Regions from separate parts of the Homo sapiens genome. Here region 2 is linked to region 1. A link is an interaction called in ENCODE POLR2A ChIA-PET data of the cell type or tissue named here. Cell type or tissue: B cell. All regions are shown on one strand. Links, peaks and the distances in the headings refer to the core of each region. The heading gives the core; the rest is flanking DNA.

The links. Peaks named below come from ENCODE experiments on the same cell type or tissue, not always from the same donor. Only the 100,000 strongest peaks of a DNase experiment are listed, where the experiment ranks them.
Region 2: POLR2A ChIA-PET joins it to region 1 with 9 read pairs; 2 of 35 experiments call an interaction of 5 or more read pairs at or near these places.

Annotation. Positions count from the first base shown.
Region 1 is chr12:66,280,076-66,291,410 of GRCh38, reverse strand. No RefSeq gene overlaps it. Among named protein-coding and RNA genes, the nearest start is that of HELB, 17 kb to the left of the region's middle. In B cell, for the core only: no CTCF peak of the experiment used is centred there; no DNase peak of the experiment used is centred there.
Region 2 is chr12:66,212,662-66,223,996 of GRCh38, reverse strand. It overlaps IRAK3 (interleukin 1 receptor associated kinase 3), which reads right to left. Exons shown (of 12, transcript NM_007199.3): 6 at 6,762-6,826. Among named protein-coding and RNA genes, the nearest start is that of IRAK3, 29 kb to the right of the region's middle. RefSeq lists enhancers at 231-730, 731-1,232. In B cell, for the core only: no CTCF peak of the experiment used is centred there; a DNase peak (open chromatin) is centred at 6,436; H3K27ac peaks cover 1,847 bases.

The DNA.
Region 1 (11,335 bases), core at 1,629-9,628:
TCCTCCCTTAATTATAAACAACAACAATTATAATGGCTAATACTGAGTGTTTACATTGTGCTTTCCACACATCACAAAGTCCTCTCCTTCAATTAACTCATTTACTCTTCACAAAAGCCTCATGAAATAGTTAACATTAAAGCATCTATCTTACTTATGAGGAAACTTCTGCTGAGAGGTTAGATAACTTGCTTAAAGTTGGGAGTGGCTGAACCATGACTTGAACCTAAGAAGTCAGGCTCCAGTGACCGTGCTCTTTGCTGCTACATGTTCAGGCACAGCTCTGTGTTCTAAATATCTCTGCATGCACCCAGGAACCAACCTGGGGCTGTGAGGAGGCATACACTGCAGCATAGTATCAATCTCCTTGATTTGTTGCCTCTCTTTTGTTTGAGATTTGTAAAACAGATACACACTTCTCTGGGACCTTAGGGTAAAACCACAACAGTTGCAAAGTTACCACAACCTCTTGTCATCTCTAAGTGACAAATAACTTGAATTGCAAGGTTACTTGTTTTTTACACTGCTGCTGGATGAGCCTGTAAGAACTCTGTACACAGGGGTCTAAGATAAATAGCACATTGATATGGCTTGGCGGTGTCCCCACCCAAATCTCATCTTGAATTGCAGCACCTGTAATTCCCACATGTCTTGGGAGGAACCTGGTGGGAGGCAACTGAATCATGGGAGTGGGTCTTTTCTGTGCTGTTCTCGTGATAGTGAATAAGTCTCGTGAGATCTGATGGTTTTAAAAAGGGGAGTTCTCCTACACAAGCTCTCTTGCCTACCACCATGTAAGACATCCTTTGCTCTTCCTTTGTCTTCTGCCATGATTGTGAGGCCTCCCTAGCAATGTGGAACTGTGAGTCCATTAAACCTCTTTCCTTTTAAATTACCTGGTCTCAGGTCTTTAAATCAGTCTTTATTCACGGCGTGAGAACAGACTGATATATGCTACATACAGGATAAATAAATGTTCTTTACCTCTTTCCTGGGTGGCTCTGTTTTGGAGAGATTATTGTTGGCTGACATCTTTCCCATAATATTTGGCCATAAGTTTTTATTTTGAGAGAAACTACTTTTGTCCAACTCTTCAAAAACTCCACCTATGATCTCTTTGCTAAATGATATCATTGTTGAAGTACAGCAGTAAGCACAAGATTTAAGCATTTCTGATTTAAGCACTACTCCCCGAATTGTGTTTTTCCTGGTTTTCTGAAATATCTCTATGAGGGCCAGGCATGCTGGCTTACGCCTGTAATCCCAGCACTTTGGGAGGCAGAGGTGGGTGGATCACTTGAGGTCAAGAGTTCAAGACCAGACTTGCCAACATGGTAAAACCCCATCTCTACTAAAAATGCAAAACATACAAACATCAGGCAGGCATGGATGGTGGCAGGTGCCTGTAATCCCAGCTACTCAGGAAGCTGAGGCAGGAGAATTGCTTAAACCCAGGAGGCGGAGGTTGCGGTGAGCTGAGATCACACCACGGCACTCCACCCCAGGCGATCCCCATGTCACATTCAGGGCCATCCCTGGGGATATTTTGCAGGTGCTCTGTCATGTAAACAGCTTAAGCCATTCCAAATCTATCTGTCGATACCATTTCAGTAGCTCAACTGCACAGAAACCTTAAAATACATACATACATACATACATACATACATACATACATACATACATACATATATGCATACATACTGTATTACCCAACGGGAGTTACTGGCTTGCCAGGTCACCCTCCCAAAACCTGGGCCTGGCCAGAGAATACCAGAGTGACTGTATAGGCAGGCTTCATGGAACTCCTCAGTGTATCTGGTTGACCTCATCCATGGGACAGAGGGTTAGAGAGCACCCCAAATGGAAGAACAAGGATGGGGGCCCACATGGGGTTCCAACCCAAGTTTGCAACACCCCACCCAGATGGCACTGCCAATATCAGCTGGTCCCAAGTACCAGAGGAAGTCTTAGAAGATTTGAGGAAAGCACTTCAAAGAATGGAGTCCCCTGAGGCCAGGTTAAGAACCCTGCTTACTCCAGTGTAAGAGTCATACCAACACCCGACTCTATACCTTTCTCCCCTAACTTATTATGACTTCCTCCTGATTGGCTGCACAACTTCTACATTCTTTCTTTTTGTGTCAATCAACCTCATAGTGTACATGTATTATTAATATATTACTATCTTACACTGCACCTTGTTCCTTCTTATTGATTTTATCAAACATAACCTCCTCTGTTGTAGTCCTCAATTAGATATGGTCTAGACCCAATCCCCTCTCATCTACTCAGGGATATCACTTCAGCAATTCTCCCTTCTTTCTTATATCATTTACTTTTCTCTTTTTTGAATTATTTCCATCAGCACACAAAAATACAGTTGCCTTTGCCATCTCAAAAGATCCTTTCTTTGGGAGGCCGAGACAGGTGGATCACTTGAAGTCAGGAGTTCAAGACCAGCCTGGTCAACATGGAGAAACCCCATCTCTACTAAAAACACAAAAATTAGACCAGGTACAATGACTCACACCTGTAATCCCAGCACTTTGAAAGGCCGAGGCAGGCGGATCACCTGAGGTCAGGAGTTCGAGACCAGCCTGGCCAACGTGGTGAAACCCCATCTCCACTAAAAATACAAAAAATTAGCCAGGCATGGTGGCTTCGGCCTGTAGTCCCATCTACTCTGGAGGCTGAGGCAGGAGAATCGCTTGAACCCAGGAAGGAGAGGTTGCAGTGAACTGAGATTGCACCACTGCACTCCAGCCTGGGCAACAGGGTGAGACTCCATCTCAAAAAAATCAATCAATATAAATAAATGAATGAATACATAAATACACAAAAATTAGCCAGGCATGGTGGTGCACATCTGTAGTCCCAGCTACATGGGAGGCTAAGGCTGAAGAATCACTTGAACTCGGGAGCGGAGGTTTCAGTGAGCTGAGATCGTGCCACTGCACTCCAGCCTGAGTGACAAAGCAAGACTCTGTTTCAAAAAAAAAAGAAAAAAAATTTTGTTTGTCCTCCCCTCCCCACCAGCTACCTTCTCATTTCCTTGCTCCTGCAGCAAAACCACTTGAAAGGGCTATCTGTACTTATTATCTGCTCCTCCTCTCCTTCAGCACCGACTCAGCTTGAGTTCCGGTTGTACTCTGCACAGAGGCATTTGGTAGAGAAGAAGGGCACAGATGGAGACTAATATCTACTCCATTCTCTGCTTGCCAGGCAGAAAGCTTGACATAGGACTTTGTCATGGTTGGAGAAGAAACATTTGGAAATTGGTTTATCCAGAAGCACCACCTTTTTCAATTGGCCAGCCTGAAGCAGGCCCCTCTTCTAATTCTAGAAAAGGTCCTGCATGTGTTTAGGATAGACTTGTTCTCCTGGTCTTTGTTAGCCCACTTCAATGAGGTTTCCAACCCAACACATCCCTGAAATTCCTCTGGTGCAGGGTCACCAGTGACTTCCACATGGCTAAATGCAATGGTTAGTACATTTGTTTTCTATTGCTGCTATAACAAATTACCCCAAACCCAGTGGTTGAAAACAACACAAATTTATTATCACCCAGTTCTTAAGGTCAGAAGTTTAAAATGGGGAAGCAGGGCTGCTTTCCTTCTGGGTGCTCCAGGGTACAATCATTCCTTGCCACATCCCTCAGACCTCTGTGTCCACGGTCACACTGCCTTCTCTGACTTTGACTCTGAATCTTTTGCCTCCCTCTTATAAGGACCCTTGTGATTACATCGGGCCCACATGGACAATCCAGGATAATCTCCCCATCTCCAGATCCTTAACATTAACCACATCTCCAAAGTTCTTCTTGCCATGTAAGACAATATAGTCACAGGTTCTGGGGATTAAGATGTGGACATCTTTGTGGGGCTGGGAGGACATTAATTAGCCTACTACAGTTGTTCTCAGTTGTTCTCTTATTGACCTGTCAGCAGTATTTGATGTCCCTGATCTGTCCTTCTATCTGAACACATTTTCATCTCTTGGTTTCTGGCATGCCGCGATCTTTCAGTTGTCTCCCTCCTTCATGGCTGCTCTGTCTGAGTAGCCTCCTTGGCCTTCCTTACTTTCCATGACCACTCTGTCCTTAGTCTTCTCTTATCTGTCCAGACTCCATTCACTCTTATGGCCTTGAGTATCACCTATATGTTGTGGTTCTTATATTTATATCACTGTCTATACATCACTGTTTTCTTTCTTCTTCTTTTTTTTTTTTTTTTAGACGGAGTCTCGTTTTGTCGCCCAGGCTGGAGTGCAGTGGCACAATCTCGGCTCACCGCAACCTCCGCCTCCTGGGTTCAAGCGATTCTCCTGCCTCAGCCTCCCGAGTAGCTGGGATTATAGGCACGTGCCACAGTGCCCAGCTAATTTTTGTATTTTTAGTAGAGACAGGGTTCCACTGTGTTGTCCAGGCTGGTTTTGAACTCCTGACCTCAAGTGATCCACCTGCCTCGACCTCCCAAAGTGTTGAGATTACAGGCGTGAACCACTGCGCCCGGCCTTATACATCACTTTTAAACTACAAACTTGTACTTCCAACTGCCTGCTTAACATCGCCAGTTAAATATCTTTTAAAACTTGACAGGATCAAACAGGAATTCCTGACCATTCTTCCTCCCCAGATCTGCTCTACCTACAGTCTTCCCCATCTCAGTTAATGGTAACTTCATCCTTTGGTTGCTCCCGCCAAACTCTTTGGAGTTAATCCTAACTTTTCTCTGTTTCCTGCGTCCCATGCACAATCCATCACCAAATCTCATTGGCTCTACCTTCGAAACATACCCAGAATCCAATCACTTCTCACCACCTCTGCTGCTCCCACCCTGGTCTCAGCTGCCTCCCTCTCTGTGCTGGCTTATTCCAATAATCTCCTAACGGACCTCCTGCTTCCAATTTTGCTTCCTACAGCATTTTTTTTTTCCAGTGGAGCTGCTATAATGATTCTTTTGAAACAGGTCAGATTGTATTAACTCCTTTGCTCAAAACCCTGCAAGAGCTCCACATCACACTCGCAGTGAAAGCAAAGCCTATTAGGCCTTACATGCTCTGCCCTTCCATCAGTCTCTCTGGCCTTCTCACTTCCTGCTCTCCCTTTGCTCATTTTGCTTCAGCTACACTGGCCCAGCCCCCTTGTTGTTCCTTGAACACATCAGATATGATTCTCCCAGAGAGTTCTTGAACTGTCTCCTCTCTTTGTCTAGAATAGTTTTCCCAGGGAACTGTGTGGCTAACTCCCTCGCTATCTTTGTGTTTTTGCTTAAGAAAAAAGATTATCATCTTCTCAATGGGGCTTACTCTGTCCAGCAGACCAAAGGCCCTTTGTGGCAATGTGAATTGCTAGAAACTTTTGAAATTAATTATATAATGTCTTTTTTTTTTTTTTTTTTTGAGACAGAGTCTTGCTGTTGGCCAGGCTGGAGTGCAGTGATGCGATGTCAGCTCACTTCAACCTCTGCCTCTTGGGTTCAAGCGATTCTCCTGCCTCAGCCTCCCAGGTAGCTAGGACTACAGGCAAGTGCCACCACGCCCAGCTAATTTTTTGTATTTTTTTTTTTTTTCAGTAGAGACAGGGTTTCACCATGTTATCCAGTATGGTCTCGATCTCCTGACCTCGTGATCTGCCCGCCTTGGCCTCCCAAAGTGCTGGGATTACAGGCGTGAGCCACTGCACCCAGCCGATTATATAATGTCTTTTAAAATCTATCAACACATTCTTTAATATAGCACTTCCATGTTGGAGAATCTCTCCTATAGAAATGAGAGCACCACTGTGCAAGAATATTTATTGTACTATTTCTCATAGGCCAAAAGCAACTAGAAACAATCAGATTGCTCATCAATAGAAAAATTATTGAATTTATTATGGTAAATCAAATTAAAAAACATTATGTAGTGATTAAAAAGAATTAAGTTAGAAGCTTAAGGATGTCAGTGCTGTCTAATTAAGTAAAATGGCACATTGCAGAGTAATGTGTAAAGTATTATTAGCTTTTTGAAAAACAACAGCAAAACAAAAGTCTGCATAACTGTTTTAAGACCATGGTAGAAGTGTAACTGGGTACACACTAAGCTGTCAACATCAGTCACCAAGATGATATGAGAATAGAATAGAATAAAGTAGGAAATAATTGACTTTTTCATAAAATACTTTTGTATTGTTTTTTTCATTAACATGCACACAATTCAGTAATTAAAATTAATTTTTTAGTTTAAATAATGATTTTAACATCAAATCTTTTTTTTTTGTCTTCTCACTAGTGGTTGCTGAGAAGAACCCTACCTGATTAATGAGAGTCAGGCTACTATTCTATTTGCCTTTATTATACACTAAACTCTGGTTGTATCTACCAATTTTTGTACCTTGGTGCTCACCTACTATAGAAATCAGGTACTATAGGAATCTACTAATTTTTGTATCTTGATGCTCACCTACTATAGGAATCAGCTCTCTTGGAAATTCAAGGAAACATTCCTCTTCAGTTTATATTGAAGATAATCATCTAATCTTCCTTATCCCTGCTGGCTCCATCCTTTACTCCTCACCCCCGTTCCTCAGCTCTAGCCAGAACTGTTTCTGTTGTAAAGGTAATATTTTATAGGCTTGTACACACTCAGTGTGCAAAAATATGATTTTCTTTACTTTGCTAAGGCTGAACTTGAGTTTTGTATCAGGCTCCTATTCTTCCTGATTAAAAGAACAAATCTAGTCAATTCAAGTAACTCAGTCAGTTTAAAGTGTTTTTTTTTTTTTCCATGTCAGGTTTAATATCTATCAGGATTTTCTTATTCCTGCTTATTCATTCTGGGGTAGCATCCATGTTCTATGGATTCATGGCCCTGTAGGAAATATCTGCAATTGTCCTTTTCCCTGTGCCAGCGTTTGCTGAGGTGTACAAGTCTTATCTAACCCTGAGCATGGTTGTCTCTCCTCTGGTACCCACTGAAGGCTCCATGGCCCTATCTGGTCCAGGGCTGCAGGGTCCACACCATTTTTCACTATGGTGCTTCCATGTCACAAATGCATGCCAATTTCGGGGCCCACATCCTTGTCTCAAACAAACACTGTGTCTTTTCTTGGGGACTCAGGGAAATTTGCCCATTCTCAAGGCTGCAGGAAAAGTGATAGAGCCACCTCAAGGCATCTTGCCATTAGCACGTCATCCAGCCATCCACAGCCTGAGTTCTCTTGCACCACAGTGCTACAGGGAACTCTCCTGAGGCTGTTGCCTTCCAGCATCCCAGACAGAAAGCAGGCTACAAGTCCTCCCTTCTCAAATCCTCAGACTTTTCTGAGGGCCACCCTCCCACCCTGTCTTGGAGTTAAGATCATGAAGGTGAGCTCTGCCTTCCTTCTAGGAAGTCCGGCCAATGACTAACTCACCTGCTTCCTTTCCTTCTCTTCTTCCACCCCTATCTGGCACTAAAAAGACTGTTTTCTAGTGTTGGAACATTGTGTAAGGGGCACTGCAGAGTGGTGGGGGAGCTTGGTCAGCAGGCTTTCTCATATCTTTCTGCACTGATTTTTTTCAAACAAAAGCCAAGAATTTGATATTTAACATCAGCTGCCTGGTCTGTGGAAGGGAAGTAGTTCTCAGGGCACTGAATGAGTGAAGAAAGTCAATGAATTGGAAAGTGCAGAAAGCTCACTGGTTAAAACTTCTCATATTATCATGCCCAATGTCTATACTCATTTAGCCCTTCTGACCTTGGCATCTAGCTTGCTTCCTATGACCTCATCAGTCCACTTTTATTCATTCGAGTATTTGCTGATCACCTGCTATGTCTCAGGCACTGTGCTAGATGTAGAGTTGCAGATGGACAAAGCATGGTCCTTGCCCTCAAGAAGGAGCTCGTAGTCTAATGGGGAAGCAGCCTTGTAAACAACAAGTGCAAGGAAGTGTTAGAGGCACTAGGTTAGGTTACAGATAGACAATGCTTTCTATTAGCTGAATCTGTAGAAACTGAGTCAGCTGACAAGGTAGAGGAAAGAGCTTTCCAAATAGAGGGAATAGCAGATACAGAGAAAGAAGAAGCGAGCATGATTTTAGCAGCTACAAGGAGCTGGGGAGAGGAAGGTGGAAAGTCAGGCAGCACCTGGATTATGGAGGCTCTCAAATGCCATACTAAGGGGTATTAACTTTGTACTATAGACCAGTGGATTTTAAACTCAGGATCCATGGACCTTTGAGACCATGGAAGAGCTTCATGTGGGTCTATGATTTCCCCCAGATACTGCATATAAAATTTATAAGAATTAGGTATGGATTTTTCTGAGGTCTGCAGTATTTATTAGGGGATGGAGGCTCTACAGAAGATAAAAACCGCTGGATTAGAAAATGGGAGGCCACAGGAAAGGAACAGAGTAGAAAACAGTCATTAAGAGCGTAAGCTCTGGAGTTGGAATATCAGAGGTGCTTAACCAATTTCCTACTCTGCAAAAGGGTGACCATGATAGTACCTCATGGGGCTCTTTGAAGGATTAAATGGGATAAATATGTCATGGTAACTGACACATAGTGAGTTCTCAAACCGTGATTATAATGATCAACATCATCATGTCATTACATCTGTAGGATGATTACTCTGGCCACAGAGTGGAGTGAGGAAGACTACTTAGGAAACACTTGCAATAGTCCATGTAAGAGAAAATGAGAGGCTACACAGAAATTGCAAACTGGCAGCCCAAGGACACAATCTAGCCCACAGGCATTATGTATGTGTGTTGGAGGTAGGGACAGTGTATGTTTACTTCCTATTCAATATATAAGTTATTTAAAAAATTGAACTACTTGCCCCACTTAAAAAGATTTCACGTTAAAAATGTAGGTTTCTTTTAAATTTAAAATATCTGGGAATACTGGGCCTTTGTTCTCGCAGGAGAGAGTCTGTTTAAACTAAGTACTCTGTGCTCCCTTTAAATAAGGTCTATTGTCTCTAATTGGTCCTAGTCATAACTGTTCCCTGTTAATGACACATGTCCTGTCTTACTTGTTTTCTGTGAATCTATGACTACAGGCCTAAACTAAAGCAAAGGTTTTAGGATGTTGAGGAGGTGATGGGTTCAAGGAATGTTAAACAACAGAGTTGAGAGGGTTTGATGGCCAACTGGATAACGGGGATAGGGACAAGGTAATTTGAATGGATCACAATGTCACTATCTAAGACATAAAATACAGGAAGGGCAACTAGTTTGGAGGAAAGATGGGCAAGATCATAGCTCGGAGGTAGACAGCTTAAGATGTCTGTGGAACATATGGAAAGAGATATCTAGATAACAGTTGAATATATAGATCTTAGGGAAATGATCAGAACTAAAGACAAAGATTTTCGAGTCAAAGATGTAGTTTTTACAGTAACTAAAACAATAATAATTGATGAGATTGTGCAGGGAGAATGAGAAAGGGTGTGAACTCTAAGGAACATTCCTTTTTAAGGGTAGAATAGGGGAAGACACTAGCAAAGAAGACAGAAGGAACATTCAGGAGGAGCAGGGTACAGCCTGGAGGGGAAAAGGTCATAGAAGTCAAGGACCTAAAGAGTTTCCAGGAGAAAATGGTCACTAGCTGATATAGTTTGGCTGTGTCCCCACCCAAATCTCATCTTGAATTGTAGCTCCCATAATCCCCATGTGTCATGGGAGGAACCCCATGGGAGGTAACTGAATAATGGGGGTGGGTTTTTCCCGTGCTGTTCTCACGACAGTGAATAAGTCTCACGAGATCTGATGGTTTTATAAAGGGCAGTTCCCCTGCACATGCTCTCTTGCCTGCTGCCATGTAAGACATGCCTTTGCTCCTTCTTCATCTTCCACCATGATTGTGAGGCCTCCCCAGCCATTTGGAACTGTGAGTCCATTTAACCTGTTTTTCTTTATAAACTACCCAGTCTCAGATATTTCTTCATAGCAGTATGAAAATGGACTAATACACTAGCCAAATGTCACAGAAGGTCATATTTAGACCTTCAGAACCTAATCTGAGACATATATTAAAAAGAATCGGATTCACATCCCAGTCCTATCACAAGCTTAGCATGAGACCTTATGCAAGTCCTTTCAATTCTGGGCTCAGACACCACATCCATAAATGAGGAGGTTGGACCAGGAGATTGATAAACTAAGGTCTTTCAAGTGTTAACATTTTAGGATTCTTAGAAACCTGCCCTCCTCGCCAGTTATCACCATTCATTCTTCCTGCAGCCATGCTGCTGCAAATGTGTCTGTGTGTGTTTCTTTTTTCTTTCTGTCTTTTCTTTTTAATTCTTCTTCTTCATTTTTTTTTTTTTTTTTTTTTTTTTTTTTTGAGACAAGGTCTCATCCTGTTGCCCAGGCTGGAGTGCAGTGGCATAATTACAGCTCACTGCAACCTTGACTTCCCAGGCTCAGGTGATCCTCTATGTCAGCCTCCCAACTAGCTGAGACTACAAGTGTGCACCACCATGACCAACTAATTTTTTATTTTTTGTATTTTTTTCAACATGTTGCCCAGAATGGTCTCAAACTCCTGACCTCAAGTGATCCACCCACCTTGGCCTCCCAAGTGCTGGGATTACAGGTGAAAGCCACCATGTCTGGCTTCTGTTTGTGTTTCTGTGGCTTCTATACACAGCATGTGACTGAGGTTAGACTCTGTCAGCTCAGCTTGCATCCAAAAAGGAAGCAGCCAAGCGTGCTCTGAAAGAGGAAGGAATTTTAAAAAATGCCCTAGTGATAACTTTCCCAATTTCATAGACCAACTGCAACACACTCATGACTTTTCTCACCCTGAGGTGGCTTCCAAAGGAATTCATAGGAATTCCCATGATTTATGAAGGGACCAGTTGTTTTCTGGCAACCTGGATTAATGTGCTTCTAAGACATAGGATCTTCCCTTTGGTTTCTAATAAATTTATTAACTAGATTATGAGTTACTTAATGGTGAAGCCTTTCTTCGACGCAGTAGGTACTCAGTAAATGGGCATTGAAATAAATTTATGTCTCACATTATTCAACGTTCATGTTTATCCATTGGATTAAGAATGGAGGCCTCCAATTAATTAAAGTCCATTTAAGAAGTGGAATTGCAGGAGGTCTCTAACAAGAGCCTGAAGGGAGAGAAAGTGTTATTGAAAATTATGTGGAAATGGTAGATTCTGGAATGGAATAGAATTGTTACATAAGTTAAAAGACCCCAAGATCAAGGAAAGGAAGTTGGGTTGGGCACAGTGGCTCACATCTGTACTCCCAGCTCTTTGAGAGGTTGAGAAGGGAGGATCACTGGAAGTTAAGAGTACAGGACCATGCTGGGCAACATAGGGAAACCCTATCTCAACAAAAAAAAAATTT
Region 2 (11,335 bases), core at 2,086-10,085, 68 kb after region 1:
AAGCTGTTGTTGTAGTTCACAGAAAACACCTCACCAGACAAATAAATGGATCAGACAAATAAATGTAAAAAATGAAACCATGAAAGTACTGGGAAAAAATGGGAGAATTATTTTATTAGATTGGTGCAAAAATTACTGCGGTTTTTGCCCAGCTACTCGGGAGGCTGAGGCAGAAGAATGGCGTGAACCCAGGAGGAAGAGCTTGCAGTGAGCTGAGATGACATCACTGCACCCCAGCCTAGGTGACAGAGCAAGACTCCGTCTCAAAAAAAAATAAAAATAAAAAAAAGTAATGTTTACTTTTAATGGCAAAAACCATGATAACTTTTTTTTTTTTTGAGACGGAGTCTCGCTCTGTTGCCCAGGCTGGAGTGCAGTGGCGTGAACTCAGCTCACTGCAAGCTCTGCCTCCTGGGTTCACGCCATTCTCTAGCCTCAGCCTCCCGAGTAGCTGGGACTACAGGCGCCCGTCACCATGCTTGGCTAATGTTTTGTATTTTTAGTAGAGACGGGGTTTCACAGTGTTAGCCAGGATGGTCTTGATCTCCTGACCTCATAATCCGCCTGCCTCGGCCTCCCAAAGTGCTGGGATTACAGGCGTGAGCCACCGCGCCTGGCCTCAAACCATGATAACTTTTAATGGCAAAAACTATAACATAAAATCTGGAATCCGCAAAAGAAAACATTGATAAACTTAACTGTCAGGCCTCTGAGCCCAAGTTAAGCTATTGCATCCCCTGTGACCTGCATGTATACATCCAGATGGCCTGAAGTAACTGAAGAATCACAAAAGAAGTGATATTTAAATGGCATGTTCCTGCCTTAACTGATGATATTCCACCACAAAAGAAGTGAAAATGGCCGGTCCTTGCCTTAACTGATGACATTACCTTGTGAAATTCCTTCTCCTGGCTCATCCTGGCTCAAAAAGCTCCCCCACTGAGCACCTTGTGACACCCCACTCCTGCCCCACAGAGAACAACCCCCCTTTGACTGTAATTTTCCTTTACCTACTCAAATCCTATAAAACGGCTCCACCCCTATCTCCCTTCGCTGACTCTCTTTTCGGACTCAGCCCGCCTGCACCCAGGTGATTAAAAAGCTTTATTGCTCACACAAAGCCTGTGTGGTGGTCTCTTCACACAGACGCGAGTGAAATTACCTATATTAAAACCATTTCTACATGTCAAAACTATAATAAGCAAAGATGAAATGACAGTATGGTAAAAAATTATTTGCGTCTCATAACATAAAAATAGGCTGATTTTCTAATAGGAATTATAAAATATTCCTTTGAACCACTAAAAAAAGCCTAATTTTAAAAAATAGGTAAGGAATATTATAAGCTACTTCATAGAAAATAAAATATATCTCTTAAATATATAAAAGGATTATTAATATCTCTCAGAAAAATTGATACTATGAGACTTGTTTTTTTGAGAGGCCTCAAATAAATAAAATATAAATGAAAGAGGCGACATTACAACTGATACCACAGAAACACTAAGGATCATAAGAGACTATTATGAACTATCGTATGCCAACAATCTGGAAAACTTAAAAGAAATAGATGGATTCCTAGAAACATACAATCCACCAAGACTGAATCATGAAGAAATAGAAAACCTAAACAGACCAATAACAACCAAGGAGATTGATTAAATAATCAAAAACCTCCCAACGAAGAAAAGTCCAGGACCATAGAGATTCTGGGTAAATTCTAACAAGCATTTAAAGAAGAATTAATACTAATCCCTGTCAAAATCTTTTAAAAAATTAAAGACGAGGGAACACTGTCAAACTTATTTTAGTAGGCCAGCATTACCCTCATATCAAAGCCAGATAAGAACACAATGAGAAAACGTTATATGCCAATATCCATGATGGCCATAGATACAAAAATCCTCAACAAATTTAGCAAGCTAAATTCAACAGAACATTTTTTGTTTGTTTGTTTGTTTGTTTTTGGAGATCGAGTCTTGCTCTGTTGCCCAGGCTAGAGTGTGGTGGCATGATCTCAGCCCACTGCAACCTCCGCCTCCCGGGTTCAAGCAATTCTTGTGCCTCAGCTTCCTGAATAGCTGGGATTGCAAGCGTGCACCACTACACCTGGCTAATTTTTATATTTTTAGTACAGATGGGGTTTCATCATGTTGGCCAGGCTGGTCTTGAACTCCTGACCTCAGGTGACCCACCTTCCTGGTCTCCCAAAGTGCTGGGATTACAGGCATGTGCCCCTGTGCCCAGTCTTCAACAGAACATTAATAGGATGAAATACCAGAGTCAAACAGGACTTATCCCTGAGAAGCAAGGATGGTTCAACATGTGCAAATATGTAAATGATACACCATATTAACAGACTGAAAAATAAAAATCACAAAACCATCTCAACAAATGCAAAAGCATTTGATAAAATTCAACATCCTTTCATGATAAAAACTCTCAACAAATTAGGTATAGAAGGAATGTATCTCAATGTAATAAATGCCATATATGACAAACCCACAGCTAACATCATACCTTAACAGTGAAAAGCTGAATGCTTTTCCTCTAAGTTCAGGAAAAAGATAAGTGTGCCCACCCTTTCCATTTCTATTCAAGATAGAGCTGGAAGTCCTAGCCAGAGCAATTAGGCAATAAAAAAGAAATAAAAGCATCCTAATTGGAAAGGTGCAAGTTAAAGGTGGCTCTGTCTACAGATGACATGATGAAAACCCAAAAGACTCCACCAAAAAAACTGTTAGAACAATAAACAAATTCAGAAAAGTTGCATAATACAAAATCAACATATAAAAATCAACTATGTGTCTATATGCTAACAATGAACAATCTGAAAAGGAAATTAAGGAAATGATCCTATTTACAACAGCATTAAAAAGAATAAAACACTTAGGAATAAATTTAACCAAGGAGGTGAAAATTTTGTGCGTTAACAACTATAGGACACTGATGAAAGAAACTGAAGAAGACACAAATAAATGGAAAGATGCATTACATACCTGAATTGAAAGAATTAATATTGTTAAAATGTCCATACTACTCAAAGTGAGCTACACATTCAACACATTTCTATCAAAATTCCAATGCCATTTTTCACAAAAATAGAAGAAAAATGCTAAAATTTATATAGAACCATGAAAGACCCAAAACAGTAAGTGAGTTTAAGAAAGAAGAACAGGCCGGGCGCGGTGGCTCACGCCTGTAATCCCAGCACTTTGGGAGGCCGAGGCGGGCGGATCACGAGGTCAGGAGATCGAGACCGTCCCGGCTAAAACGGTGAAACCCCGTCTCTACTAAAAATACAAAAAATTAGCCGGGCGTAGTGGCGGGCGCCTGTAGTCCCAGCTACTTGGGAGGCTGAGGCAGGAGAATGGCGTGAACCCGGGAGGCGGAGCTTGCAGTGAGCCGAGATCCCGCCACTGCACTCCAGCCTGGGCGACAGAGCGAGACTCCGTCTCAAAAAAAAAAAAAAAAAAAAAAAAGAAAGAAGAACAAAGCCAGAGGCATTCACGTCCTGATTTCAAACTATATTACAGAGCTATAGTAATAAAAACAGTATGGCACCGGCATAAAAACAGACTCATTGACCAATGGAATAGAATTTAAAAAAAAAAATAACAGAAATAAACCTACATATATATCATCAACTAATCTTTGAAAAGGGCACCAAGAATATACAACAGAAGAAGAAAATTATCTTCAATAAATGGTGTTGGGAAAACTGAATACCCACATACAAAATAATAAAATTGGACCTTTGTCTTACACCATATACAAAAATTAACTCAAAATGGATTAAATACTTAAATGTAAGATCTGAAACCATACAAATCTGGAAGAAAACATAGGGAAAATTTACCTTGACATTGGTCTTGGCAATGATTTTTTGGCTATGACACAAAAAGCATAGGTGACAAAAGCAAAAATGAACAAGTGGAACTATATCAAACTAAAAAGCTTCTGCACAACAAAGGAAACAATCAACAAAATGAAATGGAAACCTATGGAATGGGAGAAAATACTTGCAAACCATATATCTAATAAGGTGTTAAGATACAAAATAGTGAGGAACTCATACAATTCAATAGCAAAAAAGCAAATAACCTGATAAAAATGGGCAAATGACCCAAAGAGATAGTTTTTCAAAGAAGACATACCAATGACTAAGAGGTATATGAAAAGATGCTTAACATCACTAATCATCAGAAAAATGCAAATCAAAACCACAATGAGATATCACCTCACACTTATTAGGATGGCTATTATCAAAAAGACAAGTGATACAAGAGTTGCTGAGGGTATGGAGAAAAAGAAGTCCTTGTATGCTGTTGGTTGGAATATAAAGTGGTACAGCCATAATGGAGGTTCCTTAAAAAACTGAAAATACAACTACCATAAGATCCAACAATCTCACTTCTGGGTATGTATTAGTCCATTTTCATGCTGCTGATAAAGACATACCTGAGACTGGGCAATTTACAAAAGAAAGAGGTTTAATGGGCTTACAGTTCCATGTGGCTGGGGATGCCCCACAATCATGGTGGAAGATAAAAAGCACATCTCACATGGCGGCAGACAAAAGAACAGAGCATGTGCTGAGAAACTCCCCTTTTTAAAACCATCAGATCTTGTGAGACTTATTCACTATCACAAGAACAGTATGGGAGAAACTGCCCCCGTGATTCAATAATCTCCGACCAGGTCCCTCTCACAACACATGGGAACTATGGGAGTATATTCAGGATGAGATTTGGGTGGGGACACAGAACCAAACCATATCAGGGTACGTATGTAAAAGAAATAAAATCAGTATCTCAAAGAGATATCTGCACTCTCATGTTTAATGCAGCATTATTCACAGTAACCAAGACATAGACACAACTTAAATGTCCATTGACAGAGGAATGGATAAAGAATAAAGTGTGAGACACACACACACACACACATACACACACACACACACGATGGAATATTATTCAGCCATAAAAAGAAGAAAATCCTGCCATTTCCAACAACATGGATGAACCTGGAAGACATTATGCTAAGTAAAATAAGCCAGACACAGAAGACAAATACTGCATGATCTCACTTATATGTGGAAGCTAAAAAAGTCAAACGTAGAGAAGCAGAGAGTAGAAAAATAGTTACCAAGGGCTGGGGGTTGGGAAAAATAGACAGATGTTGGTCAAAGCAGGCAACCTTTCCATTGTACAATGAACACATTCTGGGGATCTAAAGTACAGCATGGGTGGTAATAGATGTATTAATTTGATTGTGGTGATCTTTAGACAATGTGTACATACTGTATATCAAATCACATTGTACACATTAATATATACAATTTTTATTTGTCAATTAAATATTTTTTCAAAAGCTACCCTGATAAACTATTTTCACCTATCAGATTGGCGAAAATTAAGAGGTAAGAATAAATACTAGGTTGGCAACAATGGAAAACCAGGCACTCTCATATGACTGCTTTGAAAGTAAATTGGTATAACTTATATTGGAGGACAATTTGTTATGATAAAATGCACATAACCATTTGATACTATAATTTTATTTATGAGAATTTATTTTACAGATATACTCAAATAAGTATGAAATAACATATATACAAGGTTTTCTTGTTGCAGCATTATTTCATATAATAAAATATTGGAACAAATCTAAGAAATTGTGAACAGTGGGTTATGTAAACTACTGTATAGAATATAATAGAATATGAAAATAAGCAATGTGTACAATGTGTTCATGTCACCTCTTGTGTTAAGGGAGAAAAATAAGAAAACAAAATACATATTTGCCTACACACAAAATATCTCTGGAAATATATACAAGGAACTGGTAATACTGTTACTTTGGAAAGATCAGCTGGGTGGTTGGATGATAATGGTGGGAGAAAATCTTTTCCTGGTCTATGCTTTTGTACTTTTGAAATTTTGCAATGTTTGAATCTTACTTTCATAAGCCAATAAATAAAACTCACATGTAAAAACTTTTTACTATTACAATTTTGGATTTCATTTTTTATTGACTAAGTGATATGTAAGCTTTGATGATTAGCCTCTACTATTTTGATTTCTGGTCTTCAGTATAAAAGAAAATGGATTCAGTATAATGCCTTCTCTCTTCAGCTTCCTCCCTGCTTCCCGACTTCACATCTTGGTTAAAAAAAAATCTGAAAAAGTTTCCTATTTGTAAAGGATGACAAGTGAACTCTACAGGGTTAGAGGCCTTCAATGAGGAAGGCTGCACAGCTGCAGATATGAATATGTATATGAAAACGAAGTCATTTCAATTTGTCTCCAAGGACTCTCAGACTCAGGAGTGAATTCCAGAAAAATAATATGCACATCAAAAGCGCTTGATTTCTTTGTCTAAAACTCTCTTCCTGAATAGAGTTATACTGATGAAACAGCTTCTAGACTGGAATTTCTCTAAGGAAGGAGGAAATGGTGAAATATAGACCACTCTAATGTTCTAAGTATTACTATTCAGCCATGTTAGTCACACATGATTTAACCTACTTCCTTGTGACAGTTTCCTGTTAAAATATGTTCAAGTGAATTATGTAAATGATCTATTTTAAAATGTACTTTAAGGAATATACTAAAGCAGATATCAAAATTTATTCGAAGTTCTAACATCCAACCCAAATTTATTACATGTCACGCCAAGCTCTGTGCTGTAAAATAAAAAATGAACAGAGATGAAACCCAGGCACAAAGAGGAGGAAATTCCAGAGAAAACATACTCACAGTAGTAAAACTTCAAGCTCAGATAAAAACCTCTTCCAATGCTTCTTACACTGCATTTTTTTCTCCTACATATACAGAAAGACAAGAACAAAATTAAGGAAAGGATCTGTTTCTGGGATTCTTAACCCAGGGTCTATAGTCTCCCTAAATTAGATGAACTTTTTGGTGTAAACACATATGAACACTTTTCTGGGGAGATGACATTTAGCTTTCAACAGATTTTCAACAATCCATTAGCCCCAAAAGAGATCTAGAACCAGTGTTCTTGAATTGAAGGTTTTTCATGCAGTGTATCGCCATGTTAACTCTTTCATCATATTTTGCACACATTTACATAAATTCAAAAACATTCTATGTATTCAAAGACAATCCCATGACAGCTAGAACCTCCCCAACTTGATCTTATAAAGAATCCAACTTGTGTTATTTCTATTCTGCTACAAAATTTCACTAATTTGGTGTTTATGACTTGGGTTATTTGGATATGTCAGTTCAAGTTTACCTTTGCCTTTTGAAAAGATGGGCTTACTAAGCAAATAAAAATATAACTCTTTACTTTCAAGAAGCTTTAGAAGATAGCCCAGAGCCTGACACATGAATATTTTAATGAGTTCAGTAACATTGTACTGAACACCTACTCTGTCCCTAGCACTGTTCTTGATGCCTTCATATATCTTAGGTCATTGCATGTCTCTGGATCTCAGGTTTCCAACTTCTACCAAAAGAGTTAAATTAAGTATGCTCCTAGGTCTCACCAGTTGTAACGTTCTATCATTTGCAAATTGCTAGAGAAGGTGGAGTTTTGGAGTTCTGCCCTCAGGAATAAAGGGAGAGAAATTCAACAGGAATTTTGGAAACTATTTTCCAAGTTGAACTAGGAAGTCAGAAACAATAAATCAGGCTAAAAAATCATTTTCAAGGACCATTTTATCAGAATTTACATTTTACAAGACCATTGTCCTGGGAGCCAGATGGGTTGGATTTTCCGCCCATCTCTAACACTCGCTATTTGTGATTCTTTGTCAGTCACTTAACTTCCCTAAGGCCATAGTTTTCCAGTCTGAAAAATGAAGGAGTCGGTTTTTTTGTTTATGCTAATGTAGCACTCTAACACCCTGTTGCTTGAAATGTGGTCTATGACCAAAAAACCCCAGCTTCATTAGGAGCTGCCGAGAAATGGCAAATCCAGGGCTCCTGTCAGATCTGCTGAATCAGAATCTGCATTGTAAGATGATTCCCAGGTGATTAAAGTTAGAGAAGCACAGATCTAACACACCTAGTACAATTTCCCACCTCAGTCCCTCTAAGAAAAGTAATTGGTAATGAACCAATGTTACAAAACTGCATTTCTTTAACAATGTTCTGTGGCTAAGGCTTCATTAAATGCTCTCATTTTTTCCTGATAAGTGTGTGTGTGTGTGTGTGTGTGTGTGTGTGTGTGTGTGTGTGCATGTTGGGTTAAAATAGGGGGCGGAGATAAAAGCAGAAGGGCAAAGTCCGGCCATACTTTCATTTACCACCTTAAGAGAAAGTTAAAATGTATGTAGAGACAGTAAGACTTTGTACACACCTTGGTAATCTCAGGTATTTTTACTCGTAACAACTAGCAACTAAATTCTTGAAAAGGGTATGTATGCTGCATTCAATTTATCCAGCAAACATTTACTGAGCTACTATGGGCAAGGCCCTGTAATAAGGCACTAGGATACAAAGACAAATAAGAGCTCTTCAAAAAAAGCTGCCCAGTCCTTTGAGAGAGGTGGGTGAATAACGTAATGCTTTGATGCTATTGCTACACATAGGAGTGTCACCCAAACCACACTGGAGGGGTCAAAGACAATCCAGGAAATAACACCTTTCTTTAAGAAAGAAAGGGAAGGGGTTCTAGAAGCAATCAATACCATTCAGACTCATGGAAAGAAAACTCCCAAAAGGGAGTGTGATTTGGTGGCAGCTGCAGAGAGAGTAGGAAAGTAGACTGGACGGACCCTTTGGGGATGGGGTCCTGAGGCTCAACCATAAGACAATGTACGAATTGGGGCCAGGGACACATTGGCATTAAGAAACAGGCTTTAGCTTGGCCACCTCTAGAGCAACCACATTCTATTTGTTGAATAGTTGGGCCAGCTGGTTGTTTCTTTAGCAGACTGTTCATCTTCTCAGTAATTTTGAGATTTCTATGTACAATTAAGTAGTACTAAATGCAATTTGGAGAAATGGAGAAATTAGGTAAATAATTTTTAAAACGGTACGGTAATGCAAGCTGCAAACTCGGAATCACCTTGAAACCCTCCTTCTTCCCCACTCCTATCCAACAGATAATCAGATGTGGTCCACTTCACCTCGTCTCTTAGACATGCTTTCTCCTCTGCATCCTCACTGACTTTGCCCAGGCTAACAGCATTAACTCTCAACAGTGGCTACACATGTGAACCACCTTGGGACCTTTTAAAAAATACTGGTGACTACCATTTTTTTAAAAGTTCATTTTTTTAAAGGCCCATTTTTTTAAAAGTCAATTTTTTTAAAGGCTCATTTTTTTAAAAAGCTCCTAGATAATTCTAATATATAGTCAGGGTTGGGAACACGGGTTTATACCCTGTCCATTTCTTGGTTTGCACATCTGAAATATCCCTCTACCAGGTCTTTCTGCCTCCAGTCTGGTGGTTTTGTTTTGTTTTGTTTTGTTTTGTTTTTGATAGGGTCTTACTCTGTTGCCCACACTGAAATGCAGTGGCGTGATCTTGGCTCACTGCAACCTCTGCCTCCTGGGTTCAAGCAATCCTCTCACCTCAGCCTCTCGAGTAGCTGGAACTACAGGCAGGCACCACCACACCCAGCTATTTTTTTTTTAATTTTTTTTTTGTATTTCTTGGTAGAGACAGGGTTTCACCATGTTGGCCAGTCTGGTCTCGAACTCCTGACCTCAAGTGATCCGCCCACCTCAGCCTCCCAAAGTGCTGGGATTACAGGCATGAGCCACCATGCCCAGCCTGCCTCCAGCTAGCTCTTGCCATCTTTCCCCCAATTCTTCTGCCAACTTCCAATCCACTATCTAACCTAGAATCTAAGTCATATTTTAACAACACAAATCTTTCAGTCTCCTACTTAAAAATCACCCACAGACTTAATATCTTTCCAGCATCCTCTTCTCACCATCTTCCCTACACCCAGTCCGCTGCACTGAATGAAATGCTATTCATGAGGAAGACCTACGTTTTCATACACACACCTCCAGGTCTCTGCAACTGCTATTTGTTCCACCAGGAATGTAATTCCCCTCCTTTACTGCCTGCCAAAATTCTACTCATCCTTCAAAATCCAGCTGGATGGTTTCCCCATTTGTTTTTGAGAACTGTTTACTGAGTGGTTACTCTGGCCAGATACTCTTCTGGGTGCCAGACACAGCCCTCCTCTGGGAGGAGAGAGTCGCTATCTTTTTTTTTTTTTTTTTTAATTAGTAGACTTTATTTTTTAGAGCAGATTTAGATTTACAAAAAATTGAGAGGAAAGTAAGGCGTTCCCACACACATGCACACAGCTTCCCAATTATTAACATCTCACACCAGTGAGGTACATTTGTTAAAATCAATGATCTTAAGTTGACATATCATTATTACCGTAGTTTACACTAGAGTTCACTCTTAGTGTGGTATATTCTATGGGTTTTGACAAATATATGATAATATGTATCCACCATTACAGTATCAGAGTAGTTTCACTGCCCTAAAAATCATCTGTGCTCTGCCTATTCATCTAACCCTTACCAAACACCCAGACACCATATTTTACTGTCTCAATTGTTCCTCCTTTTCCAAAGTGTCATATACTTGGAATCATATGGTATGTAACCTTTTCAGATAGACTTCTGATATGGTTTTGCTGTGTCCCCACCCAAATTCATCTTGAATTGTAGCTCCCACAATTCCCACGTGTTGTGGGAGGGGCCCAGTGGGAGTTAATTGAATCATGGGGGTGGGTCTTTCCAGTGCTGTTCTTGTGACAGTGAATAAGTCTCACAAGATCTGATGGTTTTAAAAATGGGAGTTTCCCTGCACAACTTCTCTCTTGTCTGCATCGTAAGGCGTGCCTTTCATCTTCTGCCATGATACTGAGGCCTCCCCAGCCATGTGAAACTGAGTCCATTAAACCTCTTTTTCTTTTTTTTTCTTTTTTATTTATTTTTTAATTTTACTTTAAGCTCTGGATACATGTGCTGAACATGCAGGTTTGTTACATAAGTATACATGTGCCACGGTGGTTTGCTGCACCTATCAACCCATCATCTAGGTTTTAAGACCCGCATGCATTAGGTATTTGTCCTAATACTCTTCCTCCCATTTCCCCCAACCCCCCAACAGGCCCTGGGTGTGTGATGTTCCCCTCCCCTCTGTGTCCATGTGTTCTTATTGTTCAACTCCCACTTACAAGTGAGAACATGCAGTGTTTGGTTTCCTGTTCCTGTGTTCGTTCGCTAAGGATGATGGTTTCCAGCTTCATTCATGTCCCTACAAAGGACATGAACTCATTCTTTTTTATGGCTGTGAGAGTTGCTATCTTTTATGTGCTTCTGT